Regions from separate parts of the Homo sapiens genome. Here region 1 is linked to region 2. The links are chromatin contacts, found by Hi-C or POLR2A ChIA-PET in ENCODE. All regions are on one chromosome and are shown on one strand. The core of a region is the stretch at or near the end of the contact, and the rest is flanking DNA. Distances in the headings are between cores, read along the strand shown.

Region 1 (2,899 bases), core at 364-2,863, 120 kb after region 2:
ACTACTGTAAAAGAGAATACGAAAAGACAAATGTAAACAGGGTTAAAAAAATCTTTATAAATATTAAATACTTATTCTGCTAGTAAGCTAGAGATAAACCCTGAAAAGTTAAACTCACATTTAAAATTAAAAAAAAAAAAAAAAGAGGCAAATAACTCTATGACAAGTCTGTCAGAACATGTTAGAACTTGCCTTACCAAATTTAATCACTAAGGTAATCCTCTATTAACAAGTAATAAAATATTTTCAGAGTTCACTTTCAAATCATGAAATAAATACAGATTTAAAAAGGTTTAACACAATGAAGACAGAAATAGAAAAATTTTAAATGAGCAGAAAAGTAGTAAAAAGTTTCTACTGCAGAATCATAGTGGGGGAAAAAAAGTCTAATTATAATTAGATCGAAGTTTAAAGAACTTTCTCAATACTTTCCATGATACCAGTAACTGACTACACTTCTAAAACAGCACCAGTAACATATGAATTAGTAAATTGTACAGATAAACATTTCTAGATATAAAAATATTACTGATAAATTTGGTAGAGAAGCATATGATATGGTGTCAAAAAACCTGGTGGACTTAGCCACTACTAAAAAGCTCAGAGTTTCCACCACAGTAAAAATTTTCTTAAAATCTTTCTTGGGAGGCCGAGGCGGGCGGATCATGAGGTCAGGAGATCGAGACCATCCTGGCTAACACAGTGAAACCCCATCTCTACTAAAAAATACAAAAAAATTAGCCAGGCGTGGTGGCGGGAGCCTGTAGCCCAGCTACTTGGGAGGCTGAGGCAGGAGAATGATATGAACCCGGGAGGCGGAGCTTGCAGTGAGTCAAGATCCTGCCACTGCACTCCAGCCTGGGTGACAGCGTGAGACACCGTCTCAAAAAAACAATCCTTCTCAGGGGTCTGAAAAATTTTAACAAGAAAAACACAGTTGTGAAAATTTTTTATTTAAAAATAATTTCCATTTAAGAATTGTCTACCAAGATATTGGACAAATCAAACCCATGTTTCTCTAAAGTTGTGTAAACTGCAATAAATCATAAAATAAAAACACTGTTCTCTACTTCAAATTTAATAATCTAGAGGTCAGAGGGAAAAAAAACAGTTAATCACACTTTGAGGTCTTAGAGCAATGAATTTATAAGACTATCTTTCAGGAAAGAAGACCTGTATTAGAGAAGCAATACAATTCAGTGGTTAAGAGCACTGATTCAAGAACCAAATAGCCTCTGTTTCAGTCTTGTCTGCCATTTACTAGGTGTGACCTTAGTATCTGTCTCAGTTGCCTCATCTGTAAAATAACATCTACCTCAAAATGTTATTCCACCTTTAGTACTGAAAGAAAAGCTTTTGTAAGACCAACGCCCCTGGAAGAACAACTATAAAAGCTGGATGAAAATAAAAAACTACCACCTCATACCCATTAGAAGAGTTACTATAAAAAAAAAAAACACAAAACACAAAATAACAAGTTTTGACAAGAATGTGGAAAAATTAGAGCTCTCGTGCACTGTTGGTGGAAACCTAAGATAGTATAGCTGCTGTGGAAAGCAATATAGCAGTTCCTCAAAAATTACAAAAACAATTAACATAGGATCCACTAATTCCACTTCTGGGTATACACCCAAAAGAAATGAAAGCACATCTTGAAGAGGTATTTGTACATTCGTGTTCACAGCAACATTATTCACAGTAGCCAAAAGGTGAAAACAACTCAAGTGTCCATCAACAGATGAACAGATAAACAAAATGTGGTCTACACATAGAATGCGGTATTATGCAGCCTTAGAAAGGAAGTAAACTCTCACATATGCCGTAATACGATGAACCTTAAGGACATGCTAAGTGAAATATGCCAGTGACAAAGGGACAAACACCTTATGATTCCACTTACATGAGGTAATGAGTGATCAAATCATAAACAGAGAAGGTAGAATGGTAGCTGGCAGAGGCTTGGTGGAGGGGAAAATGGAAAGTTACTGTTTAGTGAGTACAGAATTTCAGTTTTGCAAGATGAAAAGAATTCTGGAGAGGATGGTGGTGACAGCTCTGTACAACAATGTGAACGTACACTTAATAGCTCTGAACTGCACACTTAAGGGTAAGATGGTAAATTTTATATGTATTTGACCACAATTAAAAAAACAAACCAAAAACCCCCAGTGTTTAAAAGCATCAAGAGTAACAAAGGCAACCTAGACTTGTAGGGCCAAGATTCCGGAGAAAAGGCAAACATACTGAGAGGAGCCCCATACCAGCCTTCACTGGTTCCCTTCAGTCACTTGCTGTCTTTGGAGGACTGGAAATAAGAGCCCAACCAGAAAGACAAAAGTGGAGTTGGTTACCAAGCAGCTAGGACTTAAGATGTCAAGGTTCTGAAGAGGAGAGAAACACAAAGAGCCGCAATTTCTGCAAGAAATTTTTCACTGAGATGTTTACTGATACAGCACCCTAAGCAAGGGGTGATGACACCAAGAATCCAAACAGAAACTATCAAAGGGAGGCTGAAGATCTGTGCTGAAGAGACAACTGTTAGAATTCTAGGAACATTAATTCAGAAGGCAACCTGGCAAACACCTCAGGCTTTCTTTCAGTTCAGACCCCAGAGGAACTATGCTCTGTGAATAGGTATGTCCTGGAAATAAAGGCAAACTGTTAACAGACCAACACTAACTAAAAGCTAGCCTCAACTAGATCACGGTGATCTGACTGTACTTTACCTGCCTGCCGGAACAAAATTAAATTTACTTTGGAGGAAGGTATCATGCAGGGCCTCCACAATTTTTCACAAACAATACTGGAATTCAAATTTTAAAACACCATGCTTGCCCGTTTCCCCCACAAAACAAAACAAAAACAACCCAGGATCAAAAGTATAAAAACCAAAGGGGAA
Region 2 (2,743 bases), core at 19-2,518:
AAGAAGCTGTAAAAAAGTTACCTAGGCCTGGATGTTCCCAGAGATTCGGATCAAACTGCCCTGGGGTGGGAATTTATGAAAGACCCTAAGGGACGCTAATATGCAACCAAGTCTGAGAACCACTAGCTTAGGCCCATTCCGATGTAAAATTACACAGCTCCATGAGCCTCTACAAGATCTGAGACAAAACAGAAATACCTGAAGCAGAATCTTGTTGCCATCGTAGTCCTGAGTCTGCCACCTGGTGCTGCTGATAGGCATGCATGGATTGGGTAGCAGAGGCACTAACTGGCCGATCTCTTGAACCTTAAACTGCAGCACCGAAGACTCTTTGGGGTCCACTGACATTCCCGGGGGCAGCTGCTTCAGGGAGAGCTGCAGAGCAAAGCTCTTGGAGGCATAGAGCACGAAGAAACAAAAATTGCTCTTTTGCAAGGTCGCTTCTCTCTGCAGGATCATCTCGTAGAGTCTGATGGCGTCTTCATAGTTATCAAAACTGCAGTACAGCGTCACCCTCAGGATCTCGGAGCCACAGTGCACCTGCCTCACCCCCCAGATGGGCAGCTGACTGTCCAGGCTGTAGAACTCCTGATTGGCAAAAAAGTAGGGACACAGCCTTCCCCGAGTGTCCTGGGTGGGGTAGCACTGCCATGGCGAATGCTGGAGAGAGTCCAGGACGCGAAATAGCCTATCCTCTCCCGGGCTTTCGTGCAGGAAGAGCAACACGGACATCCCTGGAAACCGGGACCGCTTGGAATGGGACTTTTCACAGTATTTCACAGGACTGGCCCGTTCAGACACCTGAAAGAGCCGGACCTCTGGGCAAATGCAATCCAGGAGCTGGTCCAGAGTCCTCTGCAGAAGGGAGCCGTGCCCAGAGTTGGCAAGAAGATGGACAGTCATGGCCAGAGGCCCCTGTGTCTCATCCATGGAGGAACTGCCTGAGGCTGACAAAGACAGCGTGTGTAGAAGGCCCACTGTTCAAGTTTCTGAAATGAATGAAGAAGCGGCCCAGCCTTCAGCCCGCCTGAAAACCTTCAGCTGCAGCGGCTACTTCTGAGCAGAGCTCTTAACCAGACTAACACGTGCTCCTGGCCACCCGTGGACTTACGGCAAGAGAAGCTCACACCAGCTCGGGTTCAGCAGCCTCCCTCTCCACACAGCAGCAGCGGGGTCACGTCATCCAGCTTGTGCATAATGTAACTGCTTGTGTTTAGCCTTTTCAGGCGTTCCCCAGGGTTTCTGCGTGACCTAAAAACCTATAATCCTGAGAAACACCCAAATGGGCGGCTCTTATAGACACTTAGTACAGGAAATGACCGGCCGAAAAGGAACATGAGTTGGCTCTGTTAGGCTGATAGCAATCTGTTTAGTTGAAAAGACATCCATTTTATCAACTTACAACGGGTTCTCATTTCCTACTTACGGTTTACAGTAGCCTGCTCCACCAATCTGAATACAATGACTTCTTGAAAACAATTCTCAAAACCTGACCCTTTGCCAGTTTTTTTTTTCCTTTGTCTCTTTATTTCATTTTGTTTCTGAACATTTTCTGCTAGGGCACGAAGAGAAGACTTTATCTAAATAATTTTGACTTCACTGAAAATTATTTGCTGTACCGAAAATTCTGAGTGTACTAAAAAGACATTGAGAAAATTAGTCTTCCTTTATTCACGCAAATTCTTTAGAAAGAGTGAGAGCTTTCCTATAATTGCTCATATAATTATAATAATAAATAATTATAATTAACAATTGTAATTATAATTTTTAGTGTCTAATGAGGATCTACTATGTACCAGTCATAAACTGTTCTAATTCTTAAAGTAATTAGTTTTGTTTTGTTTTGGAGATGGAGTCTTGCTCTGTCGCCCAGGCTGGAGTGCAGTGGCGTGATCTTGGCTCACTGCAACTTCCACCTCCCAGGTTCAAGAGATTCCCCTGCCTCAGCCTCCCCAGTACCTGGGATTATAAGTGCGCCAACACGCCCAGCTAATTTTTTTGTATTTTTAGTAGAGACTGGGTTTTGCCATGTTGGCCAGACTGGTCTCGAACTCCTGACCTCAGGTGATCTGCCCGCATTGGCCTCCCAAAGTGCTGGGATTACAGGCATGAGTCACCACACCTGGCCCTTAATGTAAATTAATTTAATCTTGCAACAAACCTATGAAGAAGAGATTACTAGCCCCAAATTACAGATGAAGAAACTGGGGCATAGAAAGGCTAGGTAACTTGCCCAAGGTCTCACAGCTAAGAAGTAGCTGAAGGATGATTTGAACCCAGGAACTTGCTGCACTGCCTCTCTGGGGCCTTGAAGTCCCAGCCTGGGTATTCTTCTTGTAAGGAAAAGATATAAAAGCAAGTTCTGGTTAAGGATCTAGATTTGCAGACTCTTGAGCTGTTGAATCTTAAACGGAATAATCTTCAATGAGAAAGTTGTCAAGCTCTAAACACTCACCCTAAATGTGTTCTAAATATTGATTTAAAAATTATTTGTGGCCACGCATAGTCGTCACGCCTTGATCCTAGTACTTTGGGAGGCCGAGGCGGGTGGATCACCTGAGGTCAGGAGTTCGAGACCAGCCTAGGCAACATGGCAAAACCCCGTCTGTACTAAAAACACAAAAATTAGCCGGGCAAAGTGGAGCATGCCTGTAATCCCAGCTACTCAGGAGGCTGAGGCACAAGAATCACTTGAATCCAGCAAGTGGAGGTTGCAGATCGCACTACTGCACTCCAGCCTGGG

Evidence for each region. A loop is a pair of places that touch in the nucleus more often than their neighbours do. ChIA-PET counts read pairs that join two places held with the same protein, here RNA polymerase II (POLR2A). Pooled maps may share reads with other maps.
Region 1: a loop to region 2 is called in a pooled map, with 2.3 times the contacts of the local background. The contact joins the enhancer-like site here to the promoter of FAM124B in region 2. A Hi-C loop is called at or near these places in 2 of 50 pooled maps. POLR2A ChIA-PET finds 5 or more read pairs at or near these places in 3 of 52 experiments (B cell, OCI-LY7 and T-cell).

What each region holds. Positions count from the first base shown.
Region 1 is chr2:224,521,943-224,524,841 of GRCh38, forward strand. All of the region lies in intron 3 of CUL3 (cullin 3), which reads right to left. Among named protein-coding and RNA genes, the nearest start is that of CUL3, 62 kb to the right of the region's middle. Within about 2 kb of position 1,614, at least 6 of the 41 ENCODE cell types and tissues checked have a DNase peak (open chromatin) inside an H3K27ac peak, as active enhancers do; they include B cell and OCI-LY7, where a contact is called at or near this core.
Region 2 is chr2:224,400,839-224,403,581 of GRCh38, forward strand. FAM124B (family with sequence similarity 124 member B) reads right to left here and starts at 1,269. Exons shown (of 2, transcript NM_001122779.2): 1 at 199-1,269. The coding sequence starts at 930.